Regions from separate parts of the Homo sapiens genome. Here region 2 is linked to region 1. Evidence: chromatin contacts called from ENCODE Hi-C or POLR2A ChIA-PET data. All regions are on one chromosome and are shown on one strand. Each heading gives the region's core, a stretch centred on a gene start or an enhancer-like site at or near the end of the contact. The rest is flanking DNA. Distances are from core to core; before and after follow the strand shown.

Evidence for each region. A loop is a pair of places that touch in the nucleus more often than their neighbours do. ChIA-PET counts read pairs that join two places held with the same protein, here RNA polymerase II (POLR2A).
Region 2: a map of Caco-2 shows a loop between it and region 1 (4-fold over the local background). The contact joins the promoter of LNCPOIR here to the enhancer-like site in region 1. A Hi-C loop is called at or near these places in 1 of 168 maps with a recorded cell type or tissue (Caco-2). POLR2A ChIA-PET finds 5 or more read pairs at or near these places in 1 of 52 experiments (Panc1).

What each region holds. Positions count from the first base shown.
Region 1 is chr6:113,992,980-113,998,514 of GRCh38, forward strand. HDAC2-AS2 (HDAC2 and HS3ST5 antisense RNA 2) reads left to right here. Exons shown (of 10, transcript NR_125845.1): 3 at 364-508; 4 at 2,621-3,081. Among named protein-coding and RNA genes, the nearest start is that of HDAC2, 25 kb to the left of the region's middle. RefSeq lists a silencer at 2,766-3,060 and an enhancer at 3,329-4,528. Within about 2 kb of position 2,837, at least 13 of the 41 ENCODE cell types and tissues checked have a DNase peak (open chromatin) inside an H3K27ac peak, as active enhancers do.
Region 2 is chr6:114,541,862-114,547,466 of GRCh38, forward strand. It overlaps LNCPOIR (lncRNA periodontal mesenchymal stem cell osteogenesis related), which reads right to left and starts at 3,459. Exons shown (of 4, transcript NR_183487.1): 1 at 3,383-3,459; 2 at 1,932-2,060.

The DNA.
Region 1 (5,535 bases), core at 1,587-4,086:
TGTTACGCCAGGATACCAGACAAATGCAATTCCTTTTAGTTAACTGTCTTGTCCAGTTCCCGTAATGTTCCGTTTCTTCTGCTGGTTTCCTTCTTAGTCTTGTCCATTATGCCTTATCAAAACTTTACATGGCAGAGATGGCTAGCTGTCCCCTAAAATTCAGCATCCCCTTTCACAGTGTAGAGATGTCAGTTGAATTTGGCTGCCCAGCCAGGAACCGCATCTTCCAGCCCTTCCTGCATCCAGATTATGCCATGTGACTAGTTTTCATCAATGAAATGAGAAAGAGATTTATGTCACCTCCCAGATGGGGTTTTTTAAAAGCATGATTGTTTTCTCTACTCTCTTCCCCTATCTGAATAGGAAGGAGTCTGTAGCTTTAGGGGAAGACAGAGCCACAAGATGGAAGGAGCTTGGATGTCTGAACTATTCCATGGAGAAAAGCTGCAGCCAACGAAGAACACCTGCAATGGACTCTTAACCTGGGGGTGACGACAACCACTGAAATGTGAGGGCTTATTCGTTAGCATTTGTCTAGCATTACCCTAACTGATATCTAATTAATTTCCTTACATCCTCAAACTTCTTGCCTTAAATTTAATCTCCTGCCTGTCCCCCAGGAGTTCAGTTCCCCTCAAGCTTCTGGAAGAGAGGCTGCTCATTCTTCCACAACAGCCTAGACACCATGGAGGCTGAGAGATGGTACTGGCATTTTCTTTTTTTTTTTTGAGATGGTGTCTTGCTCTGTCGCCCATGCTGGAGTGCAGTGGCACGATCTTGGCTCACTGCAACTTCAGCCTCCCAGGCTCAAGCGATTCTCTTGCCTCAGCCTCCCAAGTAGCTGGGATTACAGGTGTGTGCCACAGCTGGCTAATTTTTGTATTTGTAGTAGAGATGGGGTTTCACCATGTTGGCCAGGCTGGTCTCTAACTGCTGACGTCAGGCAATCCATCCATCTTGGCCTCCCAAACTACTGGGTGTGAGCCACTGCGCCTGGCTGTTATTGGCATTTTCTTAACTCCTAGTTGCATTGTTCAGACCACTTCACATGTGAAATTAATGCCATCCAACTTTTTTTCCTAGTTGGTGTTCCACACACAGATTGGCATTGACATTGTTATAGAGCCTGCCTATGCTCAGGGAGAGAATTTGAGGATGAAAGGGAATATTGGCATCAGTGTCTATGGCAACCTAAAGAAATGTATATGAATTTGCGTATACATCAAGCTCTCTAATTACCATGAGGAAAAACATGAATTCTTTCCCAGTCTGGTCCCTCTTATTAGTCTCACTTTTCTTTCCCCCATCCACCAACTGCATCATCTGTCCCATTTCCATGGGGTGTGTGGGCAGCTGAGGGAGATCCAGCATAAGACATCAGTGCTGAAAACCCTAGCCTGGAAACACCAAAGGCCAAATGAGACTCCATCACAGAATTTCTAACACATATATCCAAGGTGCAATGACCCAGTTTGTCAAACCTTTAGATTATGTGATAATTTACTGATGATTCACTTTAGAGATTTGAAAATAAAAGTACTTTTATATTTTTGTTTTTCTGAAAATGGTCCCAAAGTTCAATGATTTTCTTGCATATCTCAAATATTACAATGGGGTGATTTAAGGCCAGCACATTTTTGCAGGCTATCTGAAAAGAACTTACTTTTCCATAAAGCCCTCTAAGTTTCTTTGCCCTTATTAGATTTATAGCTGATTCTTTCAAAGCTGACTGTGACCTTGACCTGCAGACAAAAATAGCAAAATATAAATTTTGTGGAAGGCAGTAGCACTGTCTTTCTTGGATAAAGTCTGCATCTCCTACCAAGAAAAAATCTAAGAGGTATTGCCAAGCTAATGCACATGGTTAAAGTAACTGCCCCATTGCCCCTTTTCTTTCTTTCTTTTAATTTTTTTGTTCTAGGTTTACTGCACTTGCCTCTAGCAGTTATGGAATTCTATGCCACTCAAATCCTCTATCTGTTGCAAAAATGTGCATCCCAAGATGGTGCTCTTGAGCTGTGGTGCAGTATCTTCAGACAGACACTGTGGGTCCCACAATGAAGCAATGGAGAAAAAAGACACCACTAAAGAACCACCAGGGTGCAGCATTCCTGAGTGGCAGAAGCCATGCAGGAAATGGCAGTATGTACAGCTGGCACTTTGAAGAACAATGAATTCCTTCAAGGCTCTGTGCAGACATTTCAAACAGTGGATACCAGACAGGCTTGGCATAGCTTAGACTCAATTATAGCTAGAATTATTTTATTTCTGGGTAGGTAACTGAGAGAAGCAGGAATTGTGCATGTATCTCCATATGGTTTTATTTTTAAAGAATGAAATAGCAACAAATATAAACAACTGCTGTAACAGCAAAGAGCATAATTTCTTCTAAAATGAGGATTATATTTAGAACACTCCAAATGGGGACACACTGTCTGACAAGAAGTCAGAATATCGGAAAATGGAAGTGTCTTACTTAATTAAATAACCCTGAAGTAATTTAATATCATGAGTAGGTGAGACTTTTAAAAAGGGTTAAACAAAGGCATATCCCTAAGTAGAAATATGTAGCCCTATCACCTGCAAAATTGTCATAAATCTTTGTGTTTTATTTTCACAGATGCTGCATCTTAGTCCAGGGATTTTTAAAGTGTGGTTCCTGGAAGAGCTGGATCAGAGTCATCTGTGTTGATGGTTTAACATAAAGATTTTCGAGCCCCAAGACTCAAGTAGGACAAGGAATTTGAATTTTTAAGCAGCTCACCTGACTTGTCTGTCCTCTAATGTCTGAAGACATCTGACCTCTGCTCTTTCAGTAAAAGCAACAATGGTTTTATGAGCATTGTCGTCACATCTCTCCACTCAAGGGATCCTTCTCATTTCTCCCAGCTGAGGTCACCCACAGCTGCTGCTTCTAACTGCTGGCTTCCAGCCTGCTGTCTGCCAGCTGGCTCTACCCTCTCCTATAACACGGCAGAGAGTAGCTGTGGTCTCCTGCGTGCTCACCCTCTGCTCCCTTGGTCCTGCTCCATGCTTTGGTCCTGCACTTAAATTTTACAAGCATACTCTCTTTCTCTTAAGGTAAGCAACCATTTTAAATCTCAGCGGTAAACAAAACAAAAAATCACCAGGAAACTATATGAAATCAGGTTTTTTTGTTTGTTTTTGGTTTTTGGTTTTGGTTTTGTTTTTTTGGTGGTATTTTTTTTGTTTTTTTGTTTTTTGTTTTTTTGAGATGGAGTCTTGCTGTGTCACCCAGGATGGAGTGCAGTGGAGCCATCTTGGCTCACTGCAACTTCCGCCTCCCAGGTTCAAGCAATTCTCCTCTCTCAGCCTCCTGAGTAGCTGGGATTACAGGCACCCACCACCATGCCTGGCTAATTTTTGTATGTTTAGTAGAGATGGGGTTTCACCATGTTGGCCAAGCTGGCCTCAAACTCCTGACCTCAAGTGATCTGCCTGCCTCAGCCTCCCAAGTGCTGGGATTATAGGTGTAAGTCACCACGCCTGGCATCAAAGCAGGTTTTAACCAGCCTTTTTGTCCACTGATAACATAAAGGAGGTCAGCAGCAGCTAAGTCCTGTGCCAGAAGAGCTTTCTTGTCCTTTCACACTGCAAGAGAAATAATCACTTAGCTAAGAGGCCAATTTTACCTTTTTTAAAAAAAAATTTAAAAATGAGGGCGGGTGCAGTGGCTCACTCCTGTAATCCCAGCACTTTGGGAGGCCAAGACGGGCAGATCACTTGAGGTCAGGAGTTCGAGACTAGCCTGGCCAACATGGTGAAACCCCGTGTCTACTAAAAATACAAAAAAATTAGCCAGGTGTGGTGGCGGGCGCCTGTAATCCCAGCTACTTGGGAGACTGAGGCAGGAGATTCCCTTGAACCCAGGAGATGGAGGCTGCAGTGAGCCAAGAGCACACCACTGTACTCCAGCCTGGGCAACAGAGCTGGACTCCGTCTCAAAAAAAAAAAAAAATTTTTTTAAATGAGAGCTATATCTTATCAACAAAATTAACTATGTTCGTTTTTGGAGTTTTATTTTTGTAGCATTTACAGAAATCTGTTAAGAGCTTCTTAATTATAAAAATGAGTTAATAACATATTTCTCAAATTGACTTATCAATTCGTTGTCATTGTGGACGAAATTACTTTATAATCAATTACCATAAAGAAACCTGATTTGATTTCAGCTCACCCTCAATATTCAAGGCACTTGGATTGTTGGTCTCCACCCATTTATTATGTGGTCTACTAAAAATAGACCACATCCTAGGAGTTAGCATTCCAAGAACAGTTTCCACTTATTACTCACTTCTTGATATTTATGGAACTGCTCATTTCGCAAATATTTCAGCTCTACTCTCCAATCTTTAGAAGAAAAAAGAAAATAACAATAACAACAATAGAATTTCATTCTCTCCAGAGAGTTAGCAAGGAAATGAGAGCGGAAAGAAAGCAAATGGGAAGTTAGAATTGGGGAAAATGTAAAGCAAAGCCAAATGTGAATAGGAATAGCAGTTGACAAGAGGGGAAAAGAGGGTGCAGAGGACAAATATACCAATAGAAAACATGTAAACTCAATAGCATGCAACCTTTTAAAAAATAAATGATTTAAGTTCATTTTGATAGTGGATAGGACAAGAATATTGGCACATTATGAAAAGAAACATGACAAGGTCTTGAATAAATTTTAATGAAAATATATAAATGGATTACCCTCTATTACAACACCAGAGGCCACAAAACTACAGGAAGCAAATTCTTCACTATAAGATATTCTTCACAGCCTCTTTTAATCATGTATACATCCTCATTCTACATTAACTTTCATACACAAAAACAAATTAGAATGAAATTCATTTTTGTACTTACAACCTGACATCCTTAGAAATGTGAATCTTATGCCAACTTAGAGCAAAAATCAAAATTGGAAGACTATAGTATAAGAAAAGACCATGGCCTGTAATCCCAGCACTTTGGGAGGTAAGGCAGGCAAATCATGAGGTCAGGAGTTTGTGACCAGCCTGGGCAACATGGTGAAACCCCATCTCTAGTAAAATACAAAAAAAAAAATAAGCCAAGTGTGGCGGTGTGCGCCTGTAGTCCCAGCTACTCGGGAGGCTGAGGCAGGAGAATTGCTTGAACCCAGGAGGCGGAGGTTGCAGTGAGCCAAGATCGCGCCACTGCAGTCCAGCCTGGGCAACAGAGTGAGACTCCATCTCAAAAAAGAAAAGAAAAGAGAAGACCATGAGGGGGAAGATCAAATAGAGTTGTAGAGACTTCTGGTGTGGATATGCAGACATGATTTAATCCATAGTCTATGGTAATCACCATCTGTAAGTGGAGACCCCAGCCTACTTGACTTGGTGGTAGAAATTCTTTTCACTGGCAGCGGCTTTCATTTCTTTTTCCTGGAAATTTTATCTTTCTTTTCTGTTATAGAGTAAAATGGAAGCCTGCTAGCAGAACACATCTATCCACATGACTCTGACATAGTAGCCTGCATTTCCCACCTTATACCACCTTCCTTTA
Region 2 (5,605 bases), core at 2,209-4,708, 550 kb after region 1:
CAGTGGGCCAGCACTACTGGGGGACCCGGCTCACCCTCCGCAGCTGCTGGCCCGGGTGCTAAGCCCCTCATTCCCTTTGGCAGGTGGGGCCGGCGGGCCGGCTGGCTGCTCCAAGTGAGGGGCCTGCGGAGCCCACACCCACCTGGAACTCGTGCAGGCCCGCAAGCGCCGCAGGCAGCCCCAGTTCCTGCCTGTGCCTCTCCCTCCACACCTCCCTGCAAGCGGACGGAGCCAGCTCGGGCCTCGGCCAGCCCAGAGAAGGGCTCACACGGTGCAGTGGTGGGCTGAAGGGCTCCTCAAGTGCGGCCAGAATGGGCGCCGAGGCCAAGGAGGCATTGAGAGTGAGTGAGGGCTGCGAGGGCTGTCAGCGTGCTGTCACCTCTCACTGAGAGAAAAATGGCTTTAGATTTGACTTATATTGGCAGTGCTTTGTGGAACCACTTAGTGGGAGGATGCAGGTTATGACATGGAGCATTTTTTTACATAGAAGGGAAGATATTAAAACACTTCCTGCCCAGAAGTGAGAAACTTATAGAGGACCTGGAGATGAAAGCAACACATGGAGATGTTAGTACAGTCTATGGTCTAGTCACTTTGCTACCTGGGCCAGAGTTCTTGTTGGTGAAGAAAATAGAGGTCCTGACAGTTTGAGGAATGTGAAAGAGGGTCCTGCACAACCATAGCACTGTAATTTATTTCCTGTGGTTTGTACTGTTTTGGACACTGTATGTGCCTAATTGGAGTAGATTCGATAGCATATGAGAAGAAAGAATTAGTAAGAGTGAATCTTCAGAACTTTTGAAGGGTTTTCTCAAATGCGAGGAAGATATGGCCCAGTATCTGGGAGATGTAGGGGCAATAGATAGTTTTAAAATCATATATTTTTAATTTATTTTTGAAGATGACATGAATAACAGCATGATATATTCTTTTTTAAAAACATTTATTTAAATTGACAAATGAAAATTGCATATATTTATTTTGTTCAACCTGATATTCAGAAATATTTATACATTGTGGAATGCTAAATCCAGATAATTAACATGTGCATTATCTTACTTTTTTTTGGTGGTGAGAACAATTAAAATCTACTCTCTCAGCAATTTTCAAAAATATAATGCATTGTTATTAACTATAGTCACCGTGTTGTATAATAGAACTCTTGAATGTATTTCTTGTATCTAACCAAAATTTTGGATCCTTTGACCAACATCTGTCCATCCCCCTTCTCCAGCCCCTGGTAACCACCATTGTACTCTCTGCCTCTGTGAATGTAACTTTTTAAAATTTCACATATATGTGAGATCAGCATATTATATTCTGGTAATGATTCAATAGAGAGGGGAAAAATTTCCATGTAAGAGAGAGAGGGCTGGGCGCGGTGGCTCACGCCTGTAATCCCAGCACTTTTGGCGGCCAAGGCGGGTGGATTGCTTGAGGTCACGAGTTGGAGACCAGCCTGACCAACATAGTGAAACTCATCTCTACTAAAAATACAAAAATTAGCTGGGCGTAGTGGTGGGCACCTGTAGTCCCAGATACTCGGGAGGCTGAGGCAGGAGAATCGCTTGAACCTGGGAGGCAGAGGTTGCAGTGAGCCAAGATTGTGCCACTGCACTCCAGCCTGGGCAACAACTATGTCTTAAAAAAAAAAAAAAGAGAGAGAGAGAGAGGGAACAAATCATTGAAACAATGTTCCTGAATGAGTGAAAGGGAATAGGAGTGGTACAGAGATTGGCTTTAGCTGGAAATAACAAGAGAAACACTCTCTTGGATAGATTTTATGTTAGGATCAAAAATGCAAGCAAACAGAACATAGCATGGTTTGAGCATTAGAATTATATAAACATAAACATTAAATATTTAGAAAACTACATTTGAGCCAGAAGACATGCCAGTTATGAAACATAAGCTTGACTAGGACTCCTTACCTTGAAGGCATTAGAGTGGCCCAGTGGTTTTCAATTGAAGGTGATGTTTTCTCCATGGCCCAAGGATATTTGCCAATGTCTGGAGACACGTTTAGTTGTTACACCTGGGGGAGATGTTGCTGTCGACATCTAGTGGGTAGAGAACAGGAATGCTGCTAAACATTCTATAATGCAAAAGTCAGCCCCCAACACAAACAATTAACTAGCCTAAAGTGTAAATAGTACAAATATTGAAAAACAGTGACAGGAAAGAGTTTCCCTGACCTCTACTGAAATCTGCTGTAGTTATTAATGGTATAGTTGATTTTGTTTGCCCCTTACAGCCAAAGACAGGGGGAAGAAGAAAAAACTAGCATCAAAGCCAGAGCACTGATGTCTTAACGTGTAGAAGATGCATGGTCATGTGACACATTGCAACACACTGCAGAGAATTCTATCTAAAAGTCTGTAACCTTCGGCTCATCTGTGTTGTTCAGTGGTCACCATAAATACAATTTGTGTTGAAGTGGCTCTCCCAGATTCCAGCCAACCACACTAATCTATCTAAACAAGTTCTATGAGAAACAAATGTCTCCAGGTATGCTGGGTCAGCTGTGAACATTAAAATGGGGTTTAGTGATGAATTAGTTATTGGGGAAAACAAACATATTATAGCGCCATTCTTGAAAATCATACACTTTGATACTTAACACACATCTTAGTTCAAATGAAAGTAATAAAGATGCAGTTTCATAAGTTTTAAAATTATATGGTCACATCCAAAATATCATTAATAATTAACAAAATCTCAGACAAAATAAGGATGTGAAATTGCTTATTTCAGATACAAATGTCACATTATTGGATGCATTTTGTTAGGATTTGAAGTAGATTATTTATGACAGTAGAACCAGGGTAAAGGAAATGGGAACAGCAAAAAGGTTTAAAAGATTAGTAAAATTTAATATTTAGTAATTTGAAAGTTGATGTGAAATATTACTATATTGTGCTTAGGTAAGATTTACTAGAACACTTTGTAAAAATAATCTAAGTACTAGGGCCATTGGGAATGCTGTCTTTCTTTAAAATTTCAAATTCACTGGATTATGGTAACTGAAAGAAGGAATAGACAAACCAGGTAATTCTTGCATCCTAATATTAGCTTTACCTAGTCATGCATAACAACACAGGGAAGCCATATGAAAAAAAATCATGCCTAAAAAATATCAGTCTGAGATAAAGTATGTAAATACATGTTTATTGTAAACCACTTCAAACTATTTTTGAAAGAAGGTAAGGCAAGGCATAAACATACAAATATTTAGTAGCATATGCCTTAATACTGAACAAGGAGTTGTATTTTTCTTACATTCATTTCTTTTTTTCAAACTTATTTTAAAGTGTTTTCTCTAGAATGTCACCTTGGGCTACAAATTAATCTTTAATCTATTTGTCTATATTTGTTGACTTACTACTATATACAGAACATTAACTTGGTCCTGGAGATTGAGTGATGAGTAATGTGCTCTACTTGCTTTAAAGGGCATATAGTCCAGCAGGATACAGAGACACAAGTAAACAGGTAACAATGACATAATGTCATAAGTTCTATGGCAGAGGTAACCATGGGGATGCAATGGAGGGTCAAAGAAGGGAGTACTTAACCAAGTCTTGGGAAGTTTCTGAGAAGGTCAAGTTAGTGGAATTCTAAGCTGGATTCTGAAAGATGAGCTGTAGTTGCCTAGGCAAATGTGGTGTGAGAGAGCAGGAGGACATTTCAGGCAGAGAGTACAGTATGATCGAAGTGTTCAGCGTTGAGATAGACCACGGGTATAGGGAGAAATGTGGATGGTTCAGTATGACAGGAATTAGAGAATGAAAGAGGTCAATGGAATTGCTGAAGATAGAGAAGGAATCAGGGGTCATAGTGCCTTGGGAACTTTATCTTGTGGGTATTGGGGAATCACTAGGATGCATAAGTGGTGGAGTAACTTGATCAGAGTTCCATGTCAGAAAGATGTTTCTGGCTGCAGTGTGGAGAACATCTTAGAGAAGAATAAAGGTGGAGGCAATGAGCCCAGTTAAGGGAGTGTGCTGTAAACCCTGTGGTCTGAGCAAGAGTAACAGACTCTTGATGAGAAGAATGAGGAGATTTTGAAAATAATTAGGTGGTAAAATGGACACAACTTTGTGATATTTATATATGAGAGGTGAGGGAGAATGAGGCATCAAGAGTGCTTCTTCCTATCTCTTTGGTTTAGAAAGTTGGGTTAATGATGATGCTGCTGACTGATGGAGGACATCCCAAAGTTTGTGGGAAAGATGAGGTCTATTGGCTATTGCACATAAAGGCCTACATTGATTACAGTGAGCATAAAGGTGTGTGATGACTGCTCATAATATGTTCTACTCAGGGATTGCCACATTCTCCATTTTTAGGTATCCAAATGTTACTATATTAGGGCACATTTCTGATGAATACTAGTGGGATAACTGAACAAAAACTTATATTTTGTTTTTTTTTTTCTGCTTTTATCTAGAGTCATGCAAACAGTTCCTCTGGCAGCATTTTAGAGGTGTCAACCCAACAATTCTACCACTGTTTTGTCAAGCCAGTTGGCTGAATAATAAGTATATCCTAACTAAATATATATATATATATGCAGAAATAGCCATTAAGTAAAGGATGGGATACTATAATTTCTAACACCTAAGATTGGAAAATAGATATTTTTAAATTAGATTAAGTTGTTAATAAGAAATTATATACTAAGGCTGGGTGCCATGGCTCATACCTGTTATCCCAGGTTTTGGAGGCTGAGGGAGGAGGATCATTTGAGACAGGAGTTTGAGCATAACTTGGGCAACATAGCGAGATCCTGTCTCTACAAGAATTCGAAATTAGCCAGGAATAATGGGCTATGCCTGTAATCCTAGCTACTCAGAAGGCTGAGGAAAGAGCATAGCTTGAGCTTGGAGTTTGAGACTGCAGTGAGCTATGATTGTATAACTGCATTCCAGCCTGGGTGACAGACAGAGATCCTCTCTCTAAAATAAATAAATAAATAAATAAATAAATAAAATCATATAAGAAGAAATATAAACTTAAACTGTGCATTATACAATTCAGTAACTATGCTAGTAAATCTACTCACTGGTAAATATACAATGAACTCATAACATTTATTTCATCTCAGAGTATGAAGAATAAATTAAGAATTATGTGAACCCTATTTACAGCATGTTTTAAAATTGCTTTTCTTGATACATTCAGAATAAATAATTAATAAACTATTTCTTCTCACCCAAAACTAATATACAGTGATATAATGTTATCTTACTTCAAAATAAGTTATTGTTTTTCATTGATAGTTTAGAGTGTCAGATGTTAAGGAGTCATGTGTATTCTCATGCCTTATCTAACAATGCTAAAATTGTCTACCTTAAAATAATAGGAATTATATTTTGTTTTCCCATAGAATTCAGGATTTTAAGAGCACCTGTGACAAGGAGTGTCTTGCTAAAATATTGTTAATAATGGTTATTAAAAAGAAGGAAGAATTCAAAGGAGCTCTTTTCCAGTTACAGATGTGGATTTTTATTTTTCTGTTCTGGTAAACCAAACTACAATTGTCTCCTACAATAGCAAAATGAATAATAAAATCACATTGAAAGTGATTTTAATTTTCCATTAT